Regions from separate parts of the Homo sapiens genome. Here all the other regions are linked to region 2. A link is a contact called in ENCODE Hi-C or POLR2A ChIA-PET data. All regions are on one chromosome and are shown on one strand. Each heading gives the region's core, a stretch centred on a gene start or an enhancer-like site at or near the end of the contact. The rest is flanking DNA. Distances are from core to core; before and after follow the strand shown. Region 1 overlaps PTPRG (protein tyrosine phosphatase receptor type G). Region 2 overlaps PTPRG (protein tyrosine phosphatase receptor type G). Region 3 overlaps PTPRG (protein tyrosine phosphatase receptor type G).

Region 1 (3,880 bases), core at 791-3,290, 51 kb after region 2:
AGGTGATCCACCTGCCTTGGCATCCCAAAGTTCTGGGATTACAGTGGTGAGCCACTGTGCCTGACCCACATAGGGACTTTTAAATTTTGTAGCAGCTACCATAAAAAGTAAAAAGAAACAGGTGGAATTAATTAGAATAATTTATATAACCCAGTATATCTAAAATGTCATTTTGACATGTAATCAGAATTTTAAAAATGTTGATGAGATATTTTGCCTTTTTGTTTCTTACTAAGCATTTGAAATCCTGTATTAGCAGGCCGGGCGCAGTGGCTCATGCCTGTAATCCCAGCACTATGGGAGGCCGAGGTGGGCGGATCACGAGGTCAGGAGATTGAGACCATCCTGGCTAACACGGTGAAACCCTGTCTCTACTAAAAATACAAAAAATTAGCTGGGCATGGTGGCGAGCACCTGTAGTCCCAGCTACTCGGGAGGCTGAGGCAGGGGAATGGCATGAACCCGGGAGGCGGAGCTTGCACTAACACGGTGAAACCCCGTCTCTACTAAAAATACAAAAAATTAGCCGCGCATGATGGCGAGCACCTGTAGTCCCAGCTACTCGGGAGGCTGAGGCAGGAGAATGGCATGAACCCGAGAGGCGGAGCTTGCAGTGAGCCAAGATCACTCCACTGCACTCCAGCGTGGGTGACAGAGCGAGACTCCGTCTCAAAATAAATAAATAAATAAATAAATAAATAAATAAATAAATAAATAAATAAATCTTGCATTAGCTAGGGGCGACAGTGTCGGACAGCACAATTTGGAAGGGTGCTTCTTATCCCCACTGCTCAGTTAAAATGTGAACATATGCCTGCGTGGAACATTCCCTTTTTCTGTTTAAAAGAAAGTGAATTGTTTTCGCAGCAGTTAGTTGGTGTTAGCATAATGCCTTCCTGTGTAGGCTGTAGTGTTAGAATTCTCTTTACAAGCCTTGTAATAATTTTCAGGAATGATCACTTTTATTATAGTATTTTTAGTGCCACTAGAGGGTTTTTACAGTGTGAAATCTCTTAAAAGGACAGTCAAAAACATACTGTGTTTCTTGTGGGACACAGGGTTGGGCATTTAAGTACCTAGTAGTGTTCTTGAGACAGATTCTATGAAATTAGAATTGTCCAGGAGAAACCCAGGTCAAAGGTCACTTTGTATCAGTTCAAACATGTTCTATATTGGTATTTCATGTTTGGGTCTTTATACTCTGTATATTTTGTGAAATAACTAAATCTTCATGATTCATTTCTATGTTGTAGCCCCTCACACTTAATTAGGGGGTCCCAGTGGAGCTTCCTTTCCGTTTCTCTATCTGTTTAGAGTGTCTGGGTGTGTATTCATTTCTCTGTCATGTGCCATGTGACTTTGGCAAGGTCCTTAACCATTCTGTGCCTAGATTGCCTGGTTTTTAAAATGGGAATAATGAGAGCATTTATCCCAGAAAGCTCTGGTGAGGGTTAACATGAGATATTTCAGTTGAATAGATCAGCACAGTGCCTCCTGGTACATGGTAAGTGCTAAAGAAGCATTACCTATCACCAGCACCATTACTCATTTTCTTTGTGAATTTTAGCAACTAAAGCAGAGCAGGACAAATTTTAGGAATGGATTTATTTCTTTGACATTGAGATGGAGCTTTAAAAAGCATTCCTGACTTCTTCCCAAAACATAAATTAAAAATCTTTGTTTCTGCCACAATATCTTTAGTCTCATTTCCCTGTTCCTTCTACTGTTTCATCCTGGGATTGATCAACTCTTCACTTTTGTTTTGTTTTATTTTATTTTGAGACAAAGTCTTGCTCTGTACCCAGGCTGGAATGCAGTGGTGTAATCTCAGCTCACTGCAACCTTTGCCTGCCAGGCTCAAGCGGTCCTCACACCTCAGCCTCCCAAGTAGCTGGGATTACAGGTGCATATCACCATACCTGGCTAATTTTTGTATTTTTTGTAGAGATGGGTCTATCATGTTTCCCAAGCTGAGCTCAAGTGATCCGCCTGCCTCGGCTTTCCAAAGTACTGCGATTACAGGCATGAGCCACCACGCCCAGCCAACATCTGTTCACTTTGGGTAAATTATTTTAATAAGAACTCTCTGGTTAGAGCATGACTGTTAAAGAGAAACTTCCTAAATGCATTTTACAAAGTGCTTTTTCTCTTTCTCGCTTTTTCTGAAACACTGGTTCTTGAATAAACCTCAGATATCATGTATGATTTCTGAAATACCTAAAATCTGCAGGCTTTTTTCTCTCCTACTTTTTGGTTCCATTATGTTAAATATCAAAGAATAGATTAACCAGAATATGAATGGACAGGCATGCAAGAAAAACTGGAGGTTTCCAGTTGCTCCTAATACCATCTATTTCTCTCACCTTTTCACTTAATACTCACTTACTGATTATGCAGAGGTGATATTTAAGAACAAATCCATTTAATAAACCTTTGTAAGTAATATTTAAAGGAGTGTTTATTTTTCAGAATTCACCCAGGATTTCTGTGATCTGCGGTTCTTTGGCTTTGGCACCCGGTTGTCCCAATTTGTTCCAGAGTATTTTACTGCATATGCGATGTCTTTCTCGTTTGCTGTCTATAAATCAAAGGAAGAGTTCGTTTCATTTAATTTTGCCTGATAGGGAAACCCCCAAAGATACAAAATGACTCTTCAACGTTAGTGTATTTATTAAAAATAAAAAAGGAAACTGCCTTTTTGTTCTCCTTCCTATCCCAAGTTTGATTGACCGTATTGCAGAGTCATAAAAGGATTTATATTCAGAGTTGAAAAGTCTCCCTGAAATTGATTTCACCTAGCTTCTTGTATATAAATAGATATTGAGAGGGGGGGAATAATACTGAACTGAAACTTTCAATTTTGAATGTGAGCTTTCCAAAGTCATGAAACTGCTTTTCCGTCTGACTCTTCAGATGGATCTTATAGCATAATTGGTCAGAGCCAGAGGAGGTTTTTGAAAAAGCATAGCCAAAAAAGAGAAAGGAAACAAACCCCACTTTTTTAATAGCTGCAGTTTCTTCATCAGGAAAGGACTTTGGTTAAATAGCTCTTCTTCCCAAAAAGGCAAAACATTTTTCCTCATATAATTAATTTAAGAAATTGCTTTTAGAGCTATTTAAACAGACCTAGAGATAAGTGCTTTAGCCATCTTGATGTGCTCTAGCGAAAATTTTTATGTGGTTAGAATTTTTTTAATTAAATCACTTCATTTAAGATTGTAATAGCCCTTTTAAATTATTTTCCTTGAGACTCGTATTGTGTTATTTCAAGTTAATAACTCCTCTTCAAGCAAAGCAAAATGCAAGATATTTCTTCTGATGATTTCTTTCTGCAATTGAAGAGAACAAAGCCAGCCTCATTCTTGCTGGAAAGGAAGCAAATCTAACACCTAATAAAAATGGAGATAACAAAAATGAACCTGTAGCCCTGGGATATTCTGACTAGCAACATTAAAGTGGTTGCCTGGGCAATACTAACCCCAATTCCTTGAGTTTTTTTTTTTTTTTTCTTTGAAATGCCGGGGACAGGCCTACATTGATTGAATCAAACAAAGCCGATGAGAGGCCTGTGTTTGAGGGGGAAGAAATGTTCCTACAGACTTGGAGTGAGGAAGAGAGCAGTGTATTTGGAATTTTTCTACCCAAAGCATATTTGTCCCTGAATACAGATGCATGATTATAGAGCCATCCTGAACAGGTGCTAAAGACAAAGTCTTTCTCATTGTGCAGAGACAATTTACCATAGATTTAATTTATTAATTAGCCTTTACTTAGATGTGCTCACACCGACTTACGGAAAAGTTCTTTTTAGAATTGTTTTGGGAGGCAGAGTTGAGGTTGAGGCCATGCTCACATCCATGTTAAAACAATGATTTTTTTT
Region 2 (3,527 bases), core at 795-3,294:
TTAATCTTATATCTTTATGTTCTAAAAAAAAAAAAAAAAAAAAAAAGAAGAAGAAAGTAACAATGTCCAAACTTCCCTGGAGCCATTTCTGTCTCTGTGAAATAGGCAATTTAAGGTCCATCCCATCCTAAAAGCTTTTAGCTTGTGAAAAGCTTCTTTTCTTGCTTTTAAAACCTTCACTCTGCGTTTAGAATAAATGGCATTCCTGGATCTGTTAAATAGGCAGTTAATAATGCCACAGAAACTACCCACCACACACCCAACCACAAAACTTGCTCAGAGGCAGGATGTGTATTGGAATATTCTGTAATGATCCAATGCTGAAACATTACAATCAGCCTTGACCCTGCAATCTGCATTTTTAATTGCAGCCTTCATTTACAGTGGGGTATTGGTCTGCTTTCAGTTTGTCCTGAAGGTTGACTGGATCTCGTAATCTATTCATGTCAGACTGCCTGCTAGGACCAGCATGAATTCAGCTCTTCAGAGGAAGCATTGTCATACAGAGAGGACTCGGCCGTTTGTTTCACCTTGATATATTTCCCAATATATGCTTCATTCTCTGGGGTAGTTTTTATTCCTCTTCTATGAAATGTGGATTATAAGGACTCATGCCCCATGGAATTTCTATAGGGTTTAGATGAGATAATACATGTAAAGTATTTGATATGGGCATGTAGGAAGCACCAAATAAACAGTAGCCATTATGATTTTTCTTGCTCTGGATTTAACTTTTTTAAGCTCCTGAATTTTGGATTAGTAATGTTGTTGACCATGGAGGAAAATTGAAAAAAGATGTTGGCTTCATTTTCTTGATGACTGAAAAGTAAACTAGTGGCCGGGCGCAGTGGCTCACTCCTGTAATCCCAGCACTTTGGGAGACTGAAGCTGGTGGATCACTTAAGGTCAAGAGATCGAGACCAGCCTGGCCAACATAGTGAAAACTTTTCGCTACTAAAAATACAAAAATTAGCCAGGCGTGGGGTGCACACCTGTAATCCCAACTATATGGGAGGCTGAGGCAGGAGAATCACTTGAACCTGGGAGGCAGAGGTTGCAGTGAGCCGAGATTGTGTGACTGCACTTGGGCCTGGGCCACAGAGCAAGACTCCTGTCTCAAAAAAAAAAAAAAAAAAGTGAACTGGTAATGAGAAATGAATTTTGGAAATAATGGTGAACTGCAAACATGGACTATAAGTTAGACCATATTATATCAATGTTAAATTCTCTGAATTTGATAATTCTACTATGATTATATACGAGAATGTCTTTGTCTTAAGAAATTCACTCGAGTATTTGGGGTCCAAGGGGCATGATATCTTCAAGCTATTCTCAAATGGTTGAGGAATAAATATGTGCATAGAGACTTATATAGCAGATGCTGTTAAATGTTGACAGTAATGGGTATGGGTGATGGGGACATAGGCATTTGTTGTAAAGTTAAACATAAAAAAGTTTTTAATAAAGTGGGCCAGTGAGGAAAAAGGTAGCTGGTAACTTCATTCTGTGTTTTTTCACTAGGTCAGAACTACTGGTTCATTTATCATTTCTGTCCAAAGGTGGATTTTTTCCAATTAGTTTATCTATCCTGTTCTTCTTTCCCACCCCTCAATTCTTGATTCCTGGGGATGGTTATTTGAAAAGAACTTCCTTGCCCAGCTTTCAGTGACCCTGCTGTTTTGTTTCCAACTCCCAGTCATAATCCTTTGTTCATGACATTATAATCATCACCACAAGTGGCTAATTGTGATGTCACAAATGGAGGATTATGACTCAAATGAGGAATAAACAGCAGTGGCGGATTAATTCCTAAGCAACGAAGAAGATTCTGTTTTGTGCAAATGCCCCAGGGTAATAAAATTTAAAACCAGAAAAAGGCAAGGGGAAGACAAAGCTGAACATATGTGATCTATTAGCTAAATTGTCCTTAAGTGGAAAGCTTTTCTTTCTCTCTTTCTTCCTTCCTTAATTTTCCACGTGGTATGAATAGCTCCTCTATGGTAGATAAATCGATTTGGTTTTAGGCCTAACAAAGCTCAAGGTGTCTTGCTGACTAATTACAGGGATGTCACACCTGGGCTGAAAAGTGAGTCATTATGGAATCTTTGAGGTGTTTTTATTTTCCATAAAGTTGAATTGCTCTTTTCAGTCAGCATTGCAAAAGTCAGGCTATAAAGATCAGCACAATGGCCGAAGACAGCTGGGCTGATAATTGACGGCAGTCCCAACCTGGAAACTCTGGGTAAGGCCAGCAGAGCCGAATGGCGTCAGTCACTCAGGACAGTTTTCTGAATGGGTGATATGTAAATGAGGCAGTGGTAACAGCTGTTGCTGTGGATTGGCCTAGAAATAGTAGTCAATTCTCTGTGGAGGGTCAATTTTCGATTCTAAGTCAAGGATGTGTTTTTTTCCCTTTTAGGAAATAGGTGGTTCCCATACTATTCAGTTAACCAAGCAGCCAAATCCCTCTCTACACTTAACAGCTCCCTCATCCTTGGGGTTACTTGGCCGTCTCAGGAACACTCTTGAGTTTGTGGCCTTTTCTAAAACCATGGTTGCAGTAGCCAAACTAAACTGGAAATCCCTTTGAATTGTTTTCCTTTTCATGGGACATAGTGTTCCTTTCTTCCGTTTGATATATTTCGTTCTCTGTCGTGCTTGAGCTCTCTCTCGACTTATGACTTCACCGTCACTTGAATATTGGAAGCCTTCTTGAAAAACATTGGTGAAAGACTTGAGGCTACAGTTTGGCATCAGCAGCAGAGCAAATAAAACCACACTTTAAAAACTTGGTAAATTTAGTTATGAAGGAGACCTCCCATTCGAGTCTAGGCGTTTAATAATAGCCTGTATGCACAAAGTAGAAATTATGTGATTATCGTCTTGGGGCTGTGATTAGAATGTGTTGCTATATATTGGTAACATTTAGAAATGTGTAACTTCATCCCAGCTCCATGGTACCGTAGGGCAAGCATGACATAAACATGGTCTTGCAGTTGTACACTGGTTTGAGATTCCCTGGAGACTAAACAGCTATGAGGGAGTCATGCTTCCGTTTGCCACTGTTGTCTCCTTTGTCTCGTATAGGCTATCAGAGATGTTTCCTGGACTTTTAAGAGTAGCTCCAACAGAAGTTTTGCCTTCTGAGTAGTAAGGTGGTCACAACTTGTCCTGTTTCCCCTATGGGAGTGTATATGCTGGTGGTGATGGTGGGGGATCTCACCTTTGTTTCCACATCAGTATGCTGCTGCCAGCTCCCCTCCAGGCTGTGCTGTCGGGACACATCTGTGTGCCTGTATGTGGCTCATTAGGGAGCGGGTTGCCTGTTCTTTTGAGGTGAGCATACATTTTGATTTTTCTTTTGGCATCTTTTGGTTTGGAACATTTACAGCCCTTTTTAAAAATATAGTCATTTCTGTGTGGGTTTTCTCTGAGCCAGTATTTGCCACACTCCAGTGATATTGAGAGAAACAAAGGGAACACGTCCAAGCCCAGAGGGGCTCTGTCTTAACATCTGACAGGAGCTT
Region 3 (3,792 bases), core at 1,232-3,731, 45 kb before region 2:
GGACTTCTATTCTTAATGTTAAAATAAAATCCAATAAAATGAGTTGGCGAAAATCAAGCTGTCATGGAGTTGCTAAAAATCTTGTTCCAATGAAATGCTATGAGAAAGGCCTTATCATTATGCTGTTTAGTTTTTACCAATTACCCTATAAAGTATTAATTTATATATATATTATATATATAAATAATAATTATTATTAGAGACAGAGTCTCACTCTTATCACCCAGGTTGGAGTGCAGCGGCATGATCTCAGCTCACTGCAACCTTGGCCTCCCAGGTTCAAGTGATCCTCCTATCTCAGCTTTCTGAGTAGCTGGGACTATAGGCATGCACCACCACGCCTGGCTAATTTTTGTATTTTTTTGTAGAGGTGGGGTTTCACCATGTTACCTAGGCTGGTTTCAAACTCTTGAGCTCAAGCTTTGGCCTCCCAAAGTGCTGGGATTACACATGTGAGCCACTGCACTTAGCCTATATTATTAATACTATTATTATTGTTGACTTCTTTTTACAAAACAGAAAGCTTGAGTCTTAGGCTGATTGCTTCCCTAAGGCTTAGATGGCCTATGGATTTGATTCCAGGTAGCCTATCTCCACATTTTGTACTCTTGAACATTTTCTAATTTATTTACTAATTCCTCAGTCACGTAAATGTCATCCATGAAAAATATTAGAGTTTTGGTATCTCAGAGATGGTTCCTTAGAGCTCTCAGCCCTAAATGGAAACACATCTTTTTGATAGTGTGTTTTATTTTCCAAATCCCAAGAATCTGTGAAATTAGTAGTGTTCTTGACCAACAGTTAGATAGCCTCTGCTTGAATGCTTCTAATAACTGGAGAGCTCACCACTTCATGGTGACAACATTTTTCATTCTTGCATAAATTCTTCCTAAATTTGAGCTATCCTGAAGGTCAGTTTAGCTTTCCTATCGTCTAAAGTACTGTATATTGCTGTCTGAAAACACACAGACAACTAAATGCTCCAGTTGCTTTTTTTCCCTTTTGGTGACAGCTTTATTGAGATAGAATTCATATAGTATACAGTTTACTCATTTAAAGTATTTTGCATATATTCAAAGAGTTGTATAATGATCTTATTTTAGAACATTTTTATTATACCCGAAAGAAACCTTATACCCATTAGCAGTTACCTATTTTCGTTAAACACCTCCAGCCCTAAGCATCTACTAATTACTATCTTATAAATTCGCCTATTCTGGACATTTCATTTAATAGGTGGCCTTTTGTGTCTGACTTCTTTCACTTAGCAAAATATTTTCAAGGTTCATCTATCTTGTTGTATCAGTACTTTTTTTGTTGTATTTTTAGTAGAGACTGGGTTTCACCATGTTGGTCAGGCTGGTCTCGAACTCCCGGCCTCAAGTGATCTGCCTGCCTTGGCTTCCCAAAGTGCTGGGATTACAGGCGTGAGCCACCACGCCCAGCCTTGTTGTATCAATACTTCATTTATTTTATGGACAAATAAAAGTCCACTCTATGGATATACCACATTTTGTTTATACTCTCATTTCTTTATGGGTATTTGGGTAGTTTCCACTTTTGACTATCATGAATAGTGCTGATCTAAACATTTGTTTCAAATGCTTTTTTTTTGTATGAAACACTGCTCTGTCTGCTCCTGCACTGTGATGATTTTTTGATTAATCTCATGTAGTATTTTACTTGGTAAAATCTCATACTGTTGGTATTAGTCTGGTTCCGCCTTGCTGGAAGTTTGAAATTTTGATTCTTTGATTGATCATATGATTTGTTCATTTCAACCTTGGGTACTATGCCAATTGGTTAAATCTCCATTCTCTGTCCTCATCCATGTCAGTGATCAGTATACTGATTGCTGAGTGGTGTGGCCTCTCTGCCACATAGCTTATTGCTGTGGAGGAAAGAGAGTCTTCTCTTAGCCATTGTTCTGTGTGGAGTTGGCGGACTAACACATTTTTATATTCATATGCAATATTTTCAATTCTAAAAATCCTTATGTTTGTACCAGAACTAAGATGTCCTGGCATTATGGAATTATTCATGTCAGTTGCCTATCTCTGGTCAGGTAGTTAGTTGTGACATCCAGCAGCTCAGACTACAATTTGAATTCTGGCTCTTGTCCCACTTATTATCAGAATGACCTTTGGCAAATGACTTGAAGGTTAACTTGGGTAATTTTCTCATCTGGATAATGCGGATAGTAGAAGGACTTAACCTCATAAGGTTTTTGAGAGGACTGAGTGAAGCAGTCCCCACAATACACCATCATGTGCTGGGCATGTTGGTAAGGGCTGGATTTCAAGGATGAAAACAGAGGCCAGAGAACTTTCTGTGGCTTTCTGAATGTCAAAACTGAGACTGTGCAGATCAAGCAGAACGCTTTCTGTTCCTTCCAAGGCTTGTTCCCTTCAGGTTTCAGTTTCAGACGGAAGCGAAGTTGTTTGTGATGCCGGAGCACACACCTGCGGGAACTGTAGACTTCTTAGGAGTCCACCGGGGTTGCGTCGCATTGCTTCCACGCCTCTGTCCTCACCAGTGTTGCCAACTGTGGATTTGTGTGTGTGTGTTTATCGTTGTTGGCCATGCACCAGAAACAGAGATATCAGTCACATTTAAACTCTGCTGCCCAGGAAACTCCTGCCTACAAACCCAGCCCAGCCCTTTGAGAACCTCACCGACCAAGTGAGTGATATGTTGAGAGATGAGCATAGCCATCTTACCATTCATGTCTGTGAATTATTATTTATTCAGACTGGATCTCGTTAAGAGAACTGTGTGTAATCTTAGCATGATAATCGGATTCCACTTATCACTTGGAACTGTGACTCACTTTTGGAATTTTAAGGACGTAATTACAAAAAAAATTCTTGGTTATCTTTTAAAAAGGAGTCTGTTGTCCTTAGACTTGTTAACTCTTCAACTGCTGTTTTCCAAATCGTGGTACAAAGTTATTATTTGCAGGTATTCCCAAGTGGCCTTATAAAAACCAAAAAGGCTTCTTGCTAATTCTCTTCAGATGCTGATATAGAAATGACACTGATTTTTTTCTTTTTAGTATTTAAGAGCACCCACTAGAAGGATATTTAATATTTGTATGTAGTTTTTTTTTTCCTGTTATGTTAAGCAGAATTTCAGGACCTTGCTGTAGAGCAGCATCTCTCCATTTAAGTAATGTGTAGACCCCTTTTCAAAGGGGAAAGCACCTTGCAAGAACCCTGTGAATTGTACCAAACCCAACAAACATAAGGTAAACCTAAGGTTTACATGCAAGTCTCTTTTGATTGCCAGTTATCAGGGTTCTTGCCTGGCTTGTTGTTCATAAATGGGAATATTTTATTTTTAGATTATCATAGAATTGAAAAAAAAAATCTTCCCAAGTAGCTGGGACTACAGGCACACACCACCATGCCTGGCTAGTTTTTTTTTTTTTTTTTTTTTTTTTTTGGGGTAGAGGGATTTCCCTATGTTGAACAGGCTAGTCTTGAACTCCTAGCCTCAAGTGATCTGCCTGCCTTGACCTCCCAAAGTGCTGGGATTACAGGCGTGAGCCACCGTGCCCAGCCTTGCCATGCCTACTTTTTAATAAGGTTGTTTTTTGCTTGTTCAGTTGTTTAAATTCCTTATAGATTCTGGATATTAGATATTGGTCAGATGCATATTTGCAAATATTGTCTCCCATTCTGAAGGTTGTCTGTTTACTCTGCTGATATTTTTCTTTTGCTGTGCAGAGCCCTTTAGTTTAATTAGGTCCAGTTGTCTGTATTTGTTTTTATTGCAATTGCTTTTGAGGAC

Evidence for each region. A loop is a pair of places that touch in the nucleus more often than their neighbours do. ChIA-PET counts read pairs that join two places held with the same protein, here RNA polymerase II (POLR2A). Pooled maps may share reads with other maps.
Region 1: a map of sciatic nerve shows a loop between it and region 2 (16-fold over the local background). The contact joins two enhancer-like sites. A Hi-C loop is called at or near these places in 2 of 168 maps with a recorded cell type or tissue (endothelial cell of hepatic sinusoid and sciatic nerve) and 1 of 50 pooled maps. POLR2A ChIA-PET finds 5 or more read pairs at or near these places in 2 of 52 experiments (A673 and PC-9).
Region 3: a loop to region 2 is called in a map of ascending aorta, with 2.3 times the contacts of the local background. The contact joins two enhancer-like sites. A Hi-C loop is called at or near these places in 3 of 168 maps with a recorded cell type or tissue (ascending aorta, endothelial cell of hepatic sinusoid and left cardiac atrium).

The regions. Positions count from the first base shown.
Region 1 is chr3:61,732,038-61,735,917 of GRCh38, forward strand. All of the region lies in intron 1 of PTPRG (protein tyrosine phosphatase receptor type G), which reads left to right. Among named protein-coding and RNA genes, the nearest start is that of PTPRG, 170 kb to the left of the region's middle. Within about 2 kb of position 2,041, at least 3 of the 41 ENCODE cell types and tissues checked have a DNase peak (open chromatin) inside an H3K27ac peak, as active enhancers do.
Region 2 is chr3:61,681,032-61,684,558 of GRCh38, forward strand. All of the region lies in intron 1 of PTPRG (protein tyrosine phosphatase receptor type G), which reads left to right. LOC124906245 (a long non-coding RNA gene) reads left to right here. Exons shown (of 2, transcript XR_007095942.1): 1 at 1-3,527. Among named protein-coding and RNA genes, the nearest start is that of PTPRG, 120 kb to the left of the region's middle. Within about 2 kb of position 2,045, at least 6 of the 41 ENCODE cell types and tissues checked have a DNase peak (open chromatin) inside an H3K27ac peak, as active enhancers do.
Region 3 is chr3:61,635,175-61,638,966 of GRCh38, forward strand. The region is part of intron 1 of PTPRG (protein tyrosine phosphatase receptor type G); the gene reads left to right. Among named protein-coding and RNA genes, the nearest start is that of PTPRG, 76 kb to the left of the region's middle. Within about 2 kb of position 2,482, at least 16 of the 41 ENCODE cell types and tissues checked have a DNase peak (open chromatin) inside an H3K27ac peak, as active enhancers do.